Regions from separate parts of the Homo sapiens genome. Here region 1 is linked to region 2. A link is a loop called in an ENCODE intact Hi-C map of the cell type or tissue named here. Cell type or tissue: GM12878. All regions are shown on one strand. Each heading gives the region's core, and the rest is flanking DNA. Links, peaks and the distances in the headings are about the cores only.

Evidence for each region. Hi-C counts contacts between places; a loop is a spot of excess contacts. Peaks named below come from ENCODE experiments on the same cell type or tissue, not always from the same donor. Only the 100,000 strongest peaks of a DNase experiment are listed, where the experiment ranks them.
Region 1: a loop joins it to region 2, with 2.0 times the contacts of the local background. A loop is called at or near these places in 5 of 110 quality-filtered maps.

What each region holds. Positions count from the first base shown.
Region 1 is chr1:184,940,656-184,948,996 of GRCh38, reverse strand. All of the region lies in intron 1 of NIBAN1 (niban apoptosis regulator 1), which reads left to right. It overlaps LOC124904469 (a long non-coding RNA gene), which reads left to right and starts at 2,109. Exons shown (of 2, transcript XR_007066770.1): 1 at 2,109-2,293; 2 at 5,532-8,341. In GM12878, for the core only: no CTCF peak of the experiment used is centred there; DNase peaks (open chromatin) are centred at 2,756, 3,736 and 7,096; H3K4me3 peaks cover 590 bases; H3K27ac peaks cover 1,857 bases.
Region 2 is chr1:184,862,990-184,871,330 of GRCh38, reverse strand. The region is part of intron 5 of NIBAN1 (niban apoptosis regulator 1); the gene reads left to right. Among named protein-coding and RNA genes, the nearest start is that of NIBAN1, 110 kb to the left of the region's middle. In GM12878, for the core only: no CTCF peak of the experiment used is centred there; a DNase peak (open chromatin) is centred at 4,220; H3K4me3 peaks cover 911 bases; H3K27ac peaks cover 2,426 bases.

The DNA.
Region 1 (8,341 bases), core at 161-8,160, 78 kb before region 2:
TAAAAGCCATTATTTTTATTTAAATATTTTAAGTAACAATTCTGATTCTAAATTACTACATAAAACATGAAGAAAAATAGAAAAAAATAAATTATCCATGATCCTTCAATCTGTTGTTAAGTAATATAAGTATCTATTTCCTTTCTCTTCTTTCTCTTTCTCTTTTCAATGTTTCATATAAACATATCCACACACATAAAAAACAAAATTTGGGTCATATTTTGTACAAATCGGTATACTGCCACTCCACATTATATTGTAAACATTTCCCTTATCATTAAATAGTCTCCGAAATCTTAAGTTTTATTGGCTGTGGAGGATGCTGGCTGTCGTATATCCTGTAATTTATTTAACCATTCTCTTCTTGTTGGACATTTAGGTCATTTTAAAATTTTCATTATTATAAATAATATTTTAGTGAACATCCTAATGCATAAATATTTATATGAATCTCTGATCACTTTCTTAGAATTATTTCTTAGGTGTCAAAATGTGAATAATTTTTTAAAATTACAGTTTTAAAAAGAAAGGCCATCATAGATGCATAATATATCAGCCACACTGAATTTCTAACCTCTTGGAACACAGTAACTAGTCTGGACTCCTGGTAGCAGAAGTTTTATCTTATTCATTTTCCTACCCTTTTTGTGTTCCAGGATATCTGTCCTATTAAGGTCAACTTGCTTGTGGCATGAATGAATAAATGAATACATATATGCTTTGAACAGGAGTTAATTGAGTCTAGACCTGTTTCAGATAGAAATGTGCTGGAATTAGCTCTTTCTAAGTACCATATATATCTAAGAAACTCTTGAAAACAAATTCATAAGCTTATATAATGACTATAATTCTTATTCCTAAGGATTTTTTTTTTATTTCCTATTTTTGAATATCCCAATATGCTTATCTGGGAGTAGGTTGAATAAATAATTTGAGAGTTCTTTTTCTCCATTATTTTTCCATTTTGCTGGAAGTGGAACATTTGGGGGACATTTCTGTATGTCTTATAGTTTAAGGAGATTATGGTAAAGGAATAAACATCACGTGCTTGCTCTTTTGGAAGGGAATTTAAAGGTCATTAAAGATAACTTCATGCTTGAATGCCCTTACCAAGGGGGTAAGCAGCTTTCAATACCTCCAGTAATAAGAAACTCACTATCTCCTGAAGCCAGTCAATTCATATTTGGACAGTTATTTTGTTAGTGAATTGTGCCAGGACTGAATTCTTCCTAATTTCTGCACCACCCCTTGGCTCACACTTAGCTCCTGTGCCAAGTCCTCTGCCACTTCCTCTTGCCTAGGCCCAGCCAGCTCTCTCTGGCCTCTGGCCCCTGGTCAGCACAAGGCTCCTGTCTGTATAGGAAGGGGGGTTCAATATACAGGAATCTGGGCTTCAAACCCAGGATTATTTGGTCAAAGCCAGGCCTTTTAAGAAATTATTGCTGGAAAATATACATATTTATCATGTTAAACATTGGCAACTTGCAATTCAGCAGCATTAACTATATTCACAATATTGTATAACCGTCACCACTATCTACTCCCAAAATGTTTTCATCATCGCCAACATAAACTTTGTGCTCATTAAATAACTCCCCATTCCTTCTCCTCCCAGACCCTGGTAACCTCTATTTCACTTTCCATCTATGAATTTGCCTGCTCTGTGTACCTCATACCGCTAAATAATACATTATTTGTTCTTCTGTGTCTGAAGCCAAACCCCTTTTTACTACAGCACCCTACCTTCATAGCATCGCTTTCTATCACTAATGCAATTTGTCTACTTAACCTTCTTAAAGTCATTTGAGTACAAGAGCTGTCATACTTTTACAAAGATCTCAAAGACTTGGACTACATGTCATTTGATCCAACAGAAAGCAAGGTAGGAGAAACAATGCATTTCTTTTCTTTTCTTTTCTTTTTGAGATGGAGTTTTGCTCTTGTTGCCCAGGCTGGAGTGCAATGGCGCGGTCTTGGCTCACCACAACCTCTACCTCCTGGGTTCAAGAGATTCTCTTGCCTCAGCCTCCTGAGTAGCTGGGATTATAGGCATGCACCACCACGCCCAGCTAATTTTGTATTTTTAGTAGAGACAAGGTTTCTCCATGTTGGTCAGGCTGGTCTCAAACTCCCGACCTCAGGTGATCCATCCGCCTTGGCCTCCCGAAACAATGCATTTCTTTGTTTTGAACCATGTACTCCTTTTAAGGCAGCTTTTTCTTCCTGTTGTTCCAGATTTCTTTTTATGAAAATATGAAGAGTGGAGAATGTGGCCTTCCACTCCCAATAGCAGGTATTCTAGTTTTTATTCTGCTTTTTAAAAGAAAATATCTCTATTATTTCTCCAATAAATTTGATAGCAACTTTTAGTTTAGAAACAGTTACTATTTATGATCTAATTTTTTATCATGAAATTTCAAGACTTCCCATTACTGTCAACTCCATAATCTTTCCTGGTATTACAGTTAAGCTCCAAGGCGTAAATAAATCTGCATACATTTCCATTCATCCTTCCTCTTTCCTCTTTTTGAGAATCAGATCTACAATTGTCCATTCAACTCTTCCAGCACTCCCACAGGTTAACAATAGTTTAGCATTCTTATTTGTAAATTTTCTCAGCATGCTGGATTGTTGTTATTTTATAGCATCTCAAGGCTCACTTTAAATCTCTTTACTAATCCTCAGCTTCCTTTTTCTGTAACCATATTTAGTCTACTATTTTAAGTCTGAAAATCACTATTCTTGGAAGAGAAGTAATTGCGAAAGTAATAGGGGAGCAGTTCTCCTTTCACTTTGTTATTCCAGCAACATGATGTCATTGGTGCCAAACATCTGGCTTATTTCTCCCTTGTGTTCCTTTTGTGCCTAACATAACCATTAGAATGCTTCTTGTTGTTCTTACAAATTATAGGTCTCAATCTATCTGTCCCTGTTTTTGGAGAGACCCAAAACTCTCTTGCATTTGTTCTTGAGGAGCCCCTCTTTCTTTTTTTTTTTTAATCCCAGCGCTTTGAAATCAGGTCATAATAGAACTATGTAGGAACCTCCATCCTTCCTTCCTTGGTGGAATCACCATCTGTGACTATACAGACAAAATTGTCCATAGTCTGCGGACAGATGGATGCTATTTGACTCTCATTCAGAACGCTCTTCCCACAGAGTCATGATGCTGTTTCTGCTGATTCTTTTGAAATCTGCCTTCTTGAAGTCCATGCTTTCTTGTCATATTTTCAGCGACTCTCTATCTGGCTATCAGAAATGTCAGGGTAAATGTCTTTTGTCTATTGCTGTTGGAATGGAGTGGGACAATTAACCAAAAGACCGTTAAAGTAGCAAATCATTAAAAGATACACATATCTTGAATCTTTTAACTTAAAATATGTTAATGAAACAAATATATTCACTCGCTACTCTTTGACCTAGGGCTAAGGTCTTTTTTTAAAGATTGCTTGCAGTTCCATATTGTCATTTTTGCATCATCTATAATTTTCAGTCTTAATTTCTTTTAAGTTGGGCAAGACCTTGTAAAGAAATCTGATGACAGAATCCATCTAGATCTGTATTTATAGTTGTTTTACCTACATGTAATTTAACAGTAATTATTTTTAGAAACTCTTTATCAAAACTTTCTAAAGCATATTTTACAGAGTGAAAAGCCTTGGATGAGTGGAGGGTGGTTAAGAGGGTTTCTGCCATGTTCTCTCATGACATCATTGATTTCACCCAAGGTTCATTATTTCACTTCACTAGCTGGTATCTCTCCAAGTAGCAGTTCCCCTGGTTACTTCCTCTCTCTGTAAAGAAAAATTCAGTGCAGGCAGTAACTTGCCAGACTTTCTGCTTTTAGTTTAGTCTCCAATCAAACGCAGTAGAAGTTTCCCATCATAACTGTTTCGTGCCTCTGTGCCAGCATTGTATACTAAATTAGGAACATATCTCTCATTTCTTCCATTTGGCCAGATAGTTTGTTAATATCTATTTCATCAATAATATGATTTCTTTTCCTCTTATTTAATTCTTTTTCGAATGCCTCTGTGTCCTCATTACCATCTAGGTGCATGGATTTTCACACAGGTGAGGGGTATTTCTTTACCTCCTTTCCTTACAGATATTTCTCTGGAATACACTAAATCCCAGTAATTATTATGAGATTGTATTTACCACCTTATTCTCAAGTTCCCATGCTCTGGCCTGGGCCTATACAACTAAAAGACCCTTGAGAGTATTACTTTGGGAACATTTTCCAGTTGTTTTCTGTAGGAATCTCATGGCTCCTCTCCCACTATTCTTTTTCCCATGACATTACTGCAGACCTTTATGACAACTGGTTTCATGGTTTTATATAAGCATTGCTTTCTTTACTGTCCTATACTAAGTTTAGAGACTGCTTAATAGTCTCCAAGATGTTCTTGTCCTCATGACATGTACTCCAACCCTACCCAAAGTCCATTCCTGCATTACCTAAAGGCATCAAACAGAAAATATCCTATTCACCACGTACCTCTTCATAGTTAGCTGTTCACTTTCCCAATATTCTCTCTTTTTCAAAGTCCTAACCATTGAGAGGAAGAAGCTACAAGAACGCCACCTGTGTGGCTGGGTCTTCTAGTCTTCAGCTTGTGACTTCTTAGATGCCAATGCTGCTTCTCTGTCTTCTAGCAGTGTGGTCATTCCCATAAAGACCCAAGTACTGAATCATGGACTAGTGGGCTTAGTATGTCTCAGCAGACTATTATAATCTAGAACTAGTCACCAGAAAGATGGACAACAAGCTTGACTGACCATATCTTATCTGCACAGAGCCTTTCACTATCACCAATGAGTGGTGACCATCATCCATCCTCTACCTCCCAGGGCAGCAGTGGGTTTCCTTTCACTAGTGGTACTTGGATATCTTCTGGATATGACTTCTTGATGCTCCATGTACACAAAGACAGCAATCAGCAACGTCCGTAGAGGTAATTGTATAGCTGTTGCTGTACAATGTGTCAGGGACAAATGTAGTGTATGATTTTTCCATATGTCTTTTTGCAAGATCATCCTATCCATCTTACCCTGTTTTTGTGATAAGCTTAAAATCCTGAGCTTTATTTTTTCCCTTTCGGTTGTACTCTTCCATAGTGAACTATATACTGTTATATCACCTCGGTGTCTAGTGCAGTGTGTTAGAAAACTTAGAACTTAATAAAGATTTTTAAGTTAATTCACATAAGCTAAAATTCCACTTATATGAGCAAAGATTTTGGGAGTCATTTTTAAAAATTTTATTTATTTATTATTATTATTATTTGCTTCTCTTTGATAACCTTGGTACTAAGATTTTTGGGGGTCATTTTTGAACAATAATTTGCAGTTGCTGAGTTATTAGTCTATGACTTGCTACATTGCATTCCTTAGCAAGTTGCAAATATTCAAGCAGCAAGATATGTGGTCAACTTCTAAATAATATGGTTGTTGCTGTTTTTTTCCTGTGTCATTCAGCATTAACATTATCCTCTGAACCCCAAATACAACCTCTTTGCTTCTATCAGGAAAATAGAAATTCTTCTCTAAGAAATGGCATTGGTGCATTGGGAGACTAAAGTTGCAGTGATCGGATGCCTATATTAATCCCAAAGAGTCATCATTTGAAAAATTGAATTTAAGTCTGAAATAAAACATCCATAAAATTGAACTGTAGTCTCTTTTCTTTACTTTCTCAGGCTAAACCCCTTGTTTTTCCATTTGTTGGCCAATGAAGGCTTCTCATGGAACTCATTCTGATCAAATTTTGTAACTGAAAATATTAGGCTTGCTAGTTTTAGAAGGGTTCTTCACAGACATCTAAATCGAAGTGTCTTGACTTGAGGTCAGGGAATGGGAAGCAGCAGAATTTTATGTCTACTATGTTTTTCTGGTATCCAAAGCTTTCAGCAGATCATTAAAGGGGCCTATGACCCAAAGCTAATCATTTTTATAGACAAATTATAAGAAGAGATATCACTTTCCAAAACAGCAAAATGCTAAGCTCTCATTCCGCCACTGATGTTCTTCTCTTTGCCTATTACTTTTTCCTCTTCTTGGAAAGAATAATTGAGGATTTTTATGGAACATCCTGATTTTCGAGTCACTTGGAGGTCCCTTTTCTCATATTCGATGTCACAAACCATAGGGCTGGCTGCGTTGTCAGTGCAGAGTTACAAGGTGAGTGTGAGACTGCTCCTACCAGCCATTGCCTCAGAGCTGAGTGTGGCCAGTTAGGTAGGCACATCAGCAGGCAGCGTCCAGGAGGAACCTGATTCTTTTTTTTTTTTTTTTTTTTTTGAGACGGAGTCTCGCTCTGTCGCCCAGGCCGGAGTGCAGTGGGGCAATCTGGGCTCAGTGCAAGCTCCGCCTCCCGGGTTCACGCCATTCTCCTGCCTCAGCCTCCCAAGTAGCTGGGACTACAGGCGCCCGCCATCACGCCCAGCTAATTTTTTTGTATTTTTAGTAGAGACGGGGTTTCACCATGTTAGCCAGGATGGTCTCGATCTCCTGACCTCGTGATCCGCCAGCTTCGGCCTCCCAGAGTGCTGGGATTACAGGCGTGAGCCACCGCGCCCCGCGGCATCTGTCAGTTTCATTTGTGTTCTTCCTACTATGCTAGAGATGTGGTCCAAAGCTGTTTTTGTATTTTATAACCCACAGATTGCATCTCTTTTAAATTGAAAACAACTAAATGGACTAAAAAAGTATAACTTTAATGCACACAGCAAGTGGAAAGATACGGTACTTACCAAGTTCTTTTTCTGATAGTTTATTATTGTGTTTCTTGGCCTGTATAACTTTCATTATGATCTCTATCAGCTCCCTGAGAAATTATTCTTCAGATCAATAATTTGTGTGTATTTGAGTAAATGATAACTCAAAGACTTCAATAAACTTTAAATTGTCTACTTAATTTGTTTTTTTAAAAAACTGTAGGCACAATTATGATACTATGCATTGTCTTAAGGTAGTTTCTGTTATTGGGTTATTAGGTATGGGAAGTTGAGTCAAGATTACTCAGAGAGTCGCAGAATGAGTGGCCGAAAAATTTGTTACAAATTAGGGCAAATATGGTCTCCTCTGTCTGAGCAGCTGATCTGCTACTGAACCCCGGTTGTAGCTGCATCTCTGAGAATACTGCAGCAACATGACCACAGACATCAATCTGTGTTATTACTTAGCATGGGACACAGGGAAACACTTCTGACTGGCATTTAGTAAACAGAGTAAAACAACTATCATTGTAAAATACATGTGTTATGCTTCCCCATCTCACACCCCCAGGTATCTAAATTCAGATCTATGGGATCTTTCCCAGGTTTTTTTTTTTTTTTTTTTGAGACAGGGTCTTGCTTTGTTAAAGCCCAGGCTGGAGTGCAGTGGTGCGATCTTAGCTAACTGCAGCCTTGATCCCCCAGGCTCAAGTGACCTTCCCACCTGAGCCTCCTGAGCAGCTGGGACTACAAGCAGGTGCCACCATGCCTGGCTAGTTTTTGTATTTTTTGTAGAGACAGGGTTTTTCCATGTTGCTCAGGCTGGTCTCAAATTCATGAGCTCAAGCAATCTACCTGCCTCGGCCTCCTAAAGTGCTAGGATTATAGGTGTGAACCACTGCACCCGGCTCTCCCACATTCTTTAAATGAAAGTGTTGACATTTTAGGTGTTTAACTTTCCTAATTTAGGGTGTTCAATTAGGAAAAGAGGAAGTCAAATTGTCCCTGTTTGCAGATGACATGATTGTATATCTAGAAAACCCCTAATTTAGAATAAGACTTAGAGTTGAGAGGGAAAGGATTGCCAAATAGTTTCAATTGCTTTAGTTTACTTTCCTTAATTTCTTCTGTCTTCAAACTCTTCTCCTTTCTTTTTCCTCCTTCTTCCATTTGTCAAAACTGTAAGTGCTTTGGGTACTGTCCTAAGTGATGTTCAGAGTCAATGCAATGTATATCAAATTTTCCCATAATGTGAACTGGAAAATAATTGGAATATAAGAAAGGATAGACTGACGTGTGTCCGGATGCCTTCTCTGTTGTACCTGTTTGCGGCACATTGCCCGCTTAACCCGCTAGGAGATGTAGGAAGTCAACCTGTTCAACACATCTCAAGCAGATCGAATGATGAAATGTTGATGATTTCACCATACCTTTTCCACTAAGAAATGGAATGATCCTCCTCATATTTTTGCAGCGGTTATCTATTTCATCTATTAACTGAGAATGCAGAGTGTGCCTGAGCATTTTTACTCACAGAACTAATGAAAAAAGTTAAAAAATTTTTATGCAAGTGGTTTGCTTGACTTTCTTGCAAAATGCTCATAGGAAGTTAATAGGAATCA
Region 2 (8,341 bases), core at 84-8,083:
TTGTAACCCAGGCTGGAGTGTAATGACATGATCTCAGCTCATTGCACCCTCCACCTCCCAGGTTCAAGTGATTCTCCAGCCTCAGCCTCCCAAGCAGCTGGGATTACAGGCACACACCACCATGCTTGGCTAATTTTTGTATTTTTAGTAGAGACGGGGTTTCACCATGTTGGCCAGGCTAGTCTTGAACTCCTGACCTCAGGTGATTTGCCCACCTTGGCCTCCCAAAATACTGGGATTACAGGCATGAGCCACTGCACCCAGCTAGCACATTTTCCTCTTTTATAAGGACACCAGTCATATTGGATTGGGGGCTTATCCTATTCCAGAATGATCTCATCTAAACTAATTACATATGCAATGACCGTATTTCCAAACAAGGACACTTTCTGAGATTTGGGGGAATCAAGATTTCAACGTATGAATTTGGGGGGTATACAATTCAATCTATAACAGGTCTTACGTTGTTGCCAGTTCATTGAGGTATTCAAAAGAACTTTTGGAAGTGCAATTTATCCACTATGTCTTTTCTTCAGTAAGAGGGTTGGTTACGGTATAGAGTATGCTATGCTGCTGAACACCATAGGTTTTTGCATGGTGTTAACAAAAATTGTATGATGTTGAAAAGTTAACTGTCACTAAGGCAGTTTTACAAAGGCTGCTTCCATCTTTGGAGCAACCATTCATTTTGCAGCTCTGTCGCATTATCCTTGAGGTTCTGAGGCTGCACATTTACCACCTTGACCTTGCGGGAAATGACTCAAAAGCCACCTTCTTGGGCTATATATTTGCCACCTTGACAGCGGGGGAAATGACTCAAAAGCTAAACCTGACGTTCAGAACTTTTTCGAGTTGTAGAGCCATTTTAGGGATCCATGTTTCAGTCAACTCTGTTGAATGCTCCCGGCAACTATAGCACATATCAATCATAACAATAATAAACAAACCTCAGTCATCAAGAGTAAATTATATCCTACGTGTTATGTGTTAGATGATAGAGAAATGTGGAATACATTTTAGGAAGCTTTCTATCAAAGAGAGTTTAAACCTTTCCCATGTATAAAGGATTAGCTCTTAGCTCTGAAGACTTTGCTTAATCAGAAGATATTACTCATTTAAGGTTATTTAAAGATAAAAACTTTTAGCATATTGTAATCTATCAACCACTGCTTCTGAATGACTTGGTGTGGAATCAGAGTTGGGGGGAAGAGACTTTTAAAATTTCAGAGTCCCTGGCATTATTCCAGACCTACGAATTAGAATCTCTGAGGAAAGGAGCCCAGAAACGTACATTTTAAACAGCATCCCTTCAGAGTTAGAGAATCGTTGTTGCCTAGGGTCTTCCTTTTAAACATAAGGTATTTTGCTTCAGCAACTTAATTTTTATTTTTCTCAAATTGTATTACTGGTAAAGATTCATGATTTTTATAATATGAATTTAATGTTTGAAGTGATATTCAACAGCACAATAAAAAAGTGGTGAATGGTGGGCCGAGCGCAGTGGCTCACGCCCGTAATCCTAGCACGTTGGGAGGCCAAGGTGGGTGGGTCATTTGAGGTCAGGAGTTTGAGACTAGCCTGGCCAACATGGTGAAAACCCATCTCTACTAAAAATACAAAAATTAGCCGGGCATGGTGGCGCACAACTGTAATCCCAGCTACTCAGGAGGCTGAGGCAGGAGAATCGCTTGAACATGGGAGGTGGAGTTGCAGTGAGCCGAGATGGAGCCACTGCACTCCGGCTTGGGAAACAGAGTGAAACTCTGTCTCAAAAAAAAAAAAAGTAGTGAATGCAAATAAAAGTAGTGAATGGTCACAATGTGCTTAGCAATTGTAAGATAAAATTAAACTCTTTATAATATTTTAGTGAGAGGACCACAACTAGACTCTTCATGGGATTTCCTTTTTGAAAATAATCCTGAATCTAATAGCAAGCACAACTGAGATACATTTTCTTTACTGAGTTTTGCATTTCCAGTGTGACCCTTTCGCTTTTTATACTGGACGATCTAATTTTACGTAAGAGCTCACTCTGGTAAGCTGTACCGTGTGTAGGTGTACATGGATGATCTCCACTAGTAAGATAAAATACCTCTCTTCTCTTCTACTTTTATCCCCTTCTTCTGTCCGAGTGAGAGGCAATGTACCACCTTTCCCTTAGACATGACCATAAAATCCCAGAGGAAAGCAATATGCCTAAAATTATTTAGTCTGTTTCCCTTGCTTGAATATGCACTGGAATTCCCTGGCCTGGGGTGGGTCCTAAGAATTTGCATTTCTGACATGTTCTCAGGTAATGCTGATGCTGATACTACTGGCCTGGGGACCCTACTTGGAAAGCCACTGTATTAACTCATTTAATCCTCACAGCAGTCCTGTGAGGTAGGCACTATTATTGTCATCATGCCCATTTTATAGACGAGGGTTCTGGGGCAGCTGGTAAGACAGCTGGTGATCAGGACAAGATTTTAAAGCCAAGCAGGCCGACTTCAAGCCCGTGTTCTAAACTACTGTACCATGTGTCTTCTCAGTCAGCAGGTACTTATTAAACGCATACTGTGTGCCCTGTGTTTGACTAGCTGATATTTTTAAAAAAAATCTAATCTCATTCCTTATTCAGGAACAGATGATTTGAGGATACTCACTTCCTACTGAACTTGACATGGATAATTTCTTGATATCTACTTGAGAGGGACATGAGCTGCTACATCAATTGAAACTCAGGTGACAATTGAGATGCAGAAGTTAAGTCTTTTCTCTGCTTTTAAACATGAAGTTGTGCCTTAACCCAAAAGGGTGTTCCTGTGGTAAACTGTGTACTCTATAAATGTTCTCCAAAGCTAGAATTTTCTTGGTTTATGCAAATGTACAGCTGAGAATAATTTTGTGGGATATGTTGCAGGGGTGGGGTTGAAAAATTCATGGTACTTATCTATTACCAGTTCTTTGTGTTTTAAGTACTTAGCCTTTATTTTTTTTTCCTTTCAGCATTTTCTTTTGTTAACTGGATTCCCATACTGGCTGTTGCTGAGGGGGTTGGGGAAGTCCTGATCTGACCTGAATTTTTTAAAACAATTTTTTAGCATTTTCTTTTGGAGACCACAAATCATATTGCAAGTCAACAACGTCTGGGTGTTAGTGGGACATTTCTATTTTAAGAGGCTTAGAAAAGGAGGTAAAAAAGAAGGAAGTTGGAAGTTAGGAAGGAGCAATGAAAGCAAAGCACCCATTTTCACATCTTACCAGACAAAGCCCCTCCCTGCCAAGTTCCTTTCTGGTGGGAGATCAGGGCATGGCTCATGCAATCACCAGCTAAGAAAGGAACTGAGACTTCTCTTCATTTGTTGTTTTTTCCTTCCCCACCTTTCCCTAGAAACTATTAGACTGCCACACTGTCCCGTTGTGTGACACGGGACACTTTAAGTGACGGGGTAGACAAAAGCTGGAACAAAAGAGCCTCTATTAAGGTAAGGGTCTACTGTGTCCAGAACATTGTCTTAGATGCTGGGGGCAAAACAAACCGAAAACACAGTCATTGCTTATAAACCAAACTCAATTTGTAAGGCTATCCCACTCAGTTAACAGAGGAGAGTTTGAGGATGATTTCCTCCTGACTTTCCAGGATAAGTGGAATAAAAGAAATAGAAAATAGATCAGGAACATCATTTTGCCTCATTCCATCTCACTTTAAGTGAACTCGGGCCCAAGCCCAAGTGGTTCTGTTCCAGGAAACACGGTGGGTCAAGCAGGATGTAACCTTATCACACACCTTAGCCATTGTCCTTTCCTTCTTAAATCCCTAGTGAGGAGGATAATAGTTGAAGATATCCTTCTTTTTTTCTTCTCCAGGCTTTAGGATATCAGATTAGGTATTTTCAAGTTGAGAACAAAAAGCCTTACCACAAAGTTGTATTCTCCTTGTGCCAATAATAATGAGTCATTCTTGCTAAGAACATAGGTGGTTTGTATCTTTCTAGTGCTTCTTGTCAGAAGAAGCTTAACATGCACAGAGGGAGATATTTTTCCTGGCACAATAGACCCTAGTCACAAACCACAAAGTTTTGCAATAAGGCTATTCGTTAAGTGAATGCAATATTATAGCTGAGACACTTTTGGGGTGTGTGTGTGTGTGTGTTTGTGTGTAGGGGTGTGTGTGTGTGAGAGAGAGAGAGAGAGAGACCGAGAGAGAGTGTCTGTGTGTGATGGGGGCTATACCTCAGCTTCCTGTTTGGCCTTGCTGATGTCACCGCATTAGTATCGGTACTGCACTTCAGATTTTTGTACAGATGTAAGTCATCATATTTAGTATTTGACTTTAAAATGAATTGGTTTTTGCACATCTGTGCTCATAAATGAATAACAATAGAAGGGGGAAGAAATTTTGAATTTTGATTAGATGAAAGGGGTGCAAAACTTCCACTCTTTCTTTCATAGATACCTTGCAAGCCAAAAGCTTTCTAGAATTGCTAGGTGAAGTTCTAAATATCACTAATTTTGAGATAGGCTGATTGACATTTATGATTGGGTTTGGTCAGGATGAAGGGTAGTGAAATTACCAGCATAGATGAGTGAGTTGCCATTGGTCTAAATTTTGCCATCTCTGGTTTTCTTCTGATTTCTAGTTCCATATTTGGTGGCTTTAAATGAACACAGTACTGTTCTCTTCATACCATGTATATTTTTTACCAGGTCAGGAATCTAAGAAACTTATGATCTAATTTAGATGTCTCTGGAAATGTGAATTTCATAACTTAAGAGAAGGGAACAGATTTGAAATTGAAATATTATTATAGGGAGCTGACAGTTGGGTTAAGTGGATTGTTACACATTATCATCTTAAAATTACATTTCGTGTCTTCTTAACTTTCCTCCAAAGAACACATCCTAGAATTATAACACTATTTTCAATTCCCTCTGCATCTTTCAGCCCTTAGAACTAAATCCTAAGCCAATAGCTCACTTTTGGACTCCTAAATTTGATTTTCTGAAGGCCTTAGGTTAAATGTCATTTCCACCAGAACACCTTTCTTAATCTTTCAGGTAGGTGAAAGCCCCACAATTTTCTTCTATCTGTCCATTCATCTGTCCTTCCTTCTCTCGTACCTGTCCTTACTTCCATCACAGTTCTAATCACATCATGTCATCATTGACTATTTATTTATCTGACTCCTAAAACTAGGAGTTCCTAGAAGCCAAGTCTATGCCCATCTACTATTACATCTCAGCCATTAGTACTGAGTGTAGGGGTGTAGTAAGCACATACTCATTTTTTTTTAACTGAATAAAGGAGCATGGGAAGTAGGTCATCATTTGAAAAAGCATCTGGAAATGATAAGAATAGTTAATAAAGCATTCCGGATTGTTTAGGAGAAAGGTCTATTTTACTTGTTAACAGCAAAGGCAATTTCTTTGGAAGATTTTGCTTTCTTTTTTGACTATCTGTGCAGTTACTTGTTTATTTTTCATTTTCCATCAGCTTTACAACTTTTTTTCTCATGCTCCTCATCGCCTACTATCATTTGTGTTTAAGCCTTCCTTTACATAAAACAGTATTTTTGGCTTATTATTTGGATGATTAATGAAAATCAATCTTAGCAGTTAGATTTCTGACTGAGACTGACCAGACAAAGTGAAATGTGTTGCATGATGCCATTATTTAAGTCACTGTTTTGTTGGCTGTGACCCATTAAGCATCCTTTCTTTTTGTTTAAAAATTATTTTTTTTCAGCTTGTTTTAGATTTGGGGGTACGTGTGCAGATTTGTTACATTGGTATACTGTGTGATGCTGAGGTTTGGGGTATGAATGGTCTCGTTACCCAAGTACTGAGCATAGTATACAATAGTTAGGTTTTTCAACTCTGTACCCTTCCCCCACCTCTATAGTCCCGTGTATTGTTGCCATCTATATGTCCATTGGTACTCAATGTGTGGCTCCCACTTATAAGTGAGAACATGAGGTATTTGGTTTTCTGCTCCTGTGTTAATTTGCTTATAATGGCCTTCAGCTTCCTCCATGTTGCTACAAAGGACATGATTTTGTTCTTTTTTTAATAGCTGTGTAGTATCCCATTGTGTATATATACCACATTTTCTTTGCCCAGCCCACTGTTGATGGGCACCAAGGCTGATTCCAGACTGCTTTCCACAGTGGCTGAACTAACTTACATTCCTATCTACCATGTATAAGCATTCCCTTTTCTCTGCACCTCACCAGCATCTGTTATTTTTTGACTTTTTAGTAATAGCCATTCTGACTGGTGTGAGATGGTATCACATTGTGATTTTGATTTGCATTTCTCTGATGATTAGTGATACTGAGCATTCTTTTTTTTTTTTTTTTTGACCTCTTTAGTTTTATATTGTTTCAGCTAAAACCTGTGATGAGGTCATTCTTAGTGAACTACTTATAACTAGTTAGTTCTTATAAATGCTGCCAATGTTTTTTTTTTCTTTTATTATTATTATACTTTAAGTTTTAGGGTACATATGCATTCTTAAAATATGTTTGTTGGCCGTTTGTATGTCTTCTTCTGAGAATTGTCTATTCATGTCTTTTGCCCATTTTTAATGCGATTATTTGTTTTTTGCTTGTTCAATTAAGTTCCTTAAAGGTTCTGAATATTAGACCTTTGTTAGATGTCTAGTTTGTGAATAAAATATTATTTTTTAATGCATCTATTTTCATTTTACGTATTTTTTTTTACAGTCACCTTGGTGACTGTAACACTTACCATCACTTTTGAAGAAGTGACTTAACAAAAGAACCCAAACAACATTTCTTCACCTCTGCAGACTCTTCCTCTCACAATGAAGTGGCTTCCGTTACTGGAATAATGTCAGGGAAGATAACAGCTTCCTCTAAATTCACCCTATTCAAATGTGTAATTCACACTTGTTCACAGACTAGAATAATGTACCTATAAAGTGTTTATTGGCTGTTATATAGCTCCTAGAGGAAGAAAATAAAAATGAAATGGTTTGTACGTTATAGTTTGTCAGAAGTATGATTGCCAATTATAATGATAAAATACTAATGATAGCTCACATTGCTAATATTTATTGAGCACTTACCGTGTGCCAAGCACTGTGTGAAGGCTGACAACAATCCTTTTAGTTAAACAGCATTATTGTCCGTAGGAAACCAAGATTTAGATAGCTAAAGGAGATTGCCTAGAGGTAGGCAGTTATCAAGTGGTGGACTCAGAATTCAATCCTGAATGTTTAACTCCAAAGCTCAAGCTCGTAATTGTTGTGTATTAAAGAGCCTGACAACTAAAGGATTATATATTCAGTTTCTCCTGCTACATTTGAAGAGGGATTTTAGAAAGTAACAATACTAGCAACCAATTATTGAATGCCAGGTAATACACTGAGTGTTTAATGTATGCTCTTTCGATCCCTATGACAATACTAAGGAGGAACAAATTTTATCTCCATTTTTCAGATGACACTGAGGTTCATGGAAATTAAGAAGTATATTTAAAGTCACAAAGCTATTTAAGGTCACAATAGCTAATTAAGCTATTAAACCAATGAATACCTAGATCTCTGCTCTTACTGCTTATTGCTGGTCATACTAGAGTATGTCCAGTGCTTGAATAGTAAGAGGTCTGGCAACCAGGTCATATGACTGAGAAAACTGGGTTATGTTTAACCTGACAGTGGTTGAAGGGAGGAAAAAAATCTTCAAATATCTTTTGTCACGTAGAGGAAGGATCAGACATATTTTGTTTTGCTCCAGAAGGTAAAAGTGTCTCTTGTAAATGTAGGCAATCTAGATTCTGAAATTGCAATTGCAGTTGCTTGCTTCTGGGAATTTTATTTAATTGAAAATAGAAATTGAATCTGTAAACCAAAAATACATAAACAAACAAACAAAAAAAACTAATTTGAACTCAGTTAAAGTCCCCAGGTGGCATCTATTACATGCATCTTCTGAAGACACCGTTGCATTTTTATTGTATTAGAAGAAACAACATTTCCAGAATATCAGAGGTGAAGCCTCAAGTCAGTTCTGTGTCTGCCAGAATAAAAACAAAAATAAACTTATCTTTCTTCTTGTTGTCCTAAGAATAAGGTATCAGTAGTTCCAGAGGAAGATAAGACCAACTGAGAGTGTGGGAAAGAGAATAACCTTAGTGTTCAAAGCTTCATAGGGCAGAGAACATTGGACAGGTCAACTAGTAATGCCTACCGCATCGTGTGGTGATGAGGAGGGAGAGAATGAACTGCTACACGTGAGGTTCTCAGAACTCTTTTAAGGAGGACGTAATGTTAAACTAATAAAACCTGGTGAGAAACAACACACAGGGGTGCCTCCGGAGGCTGGAGGGTGGGAAA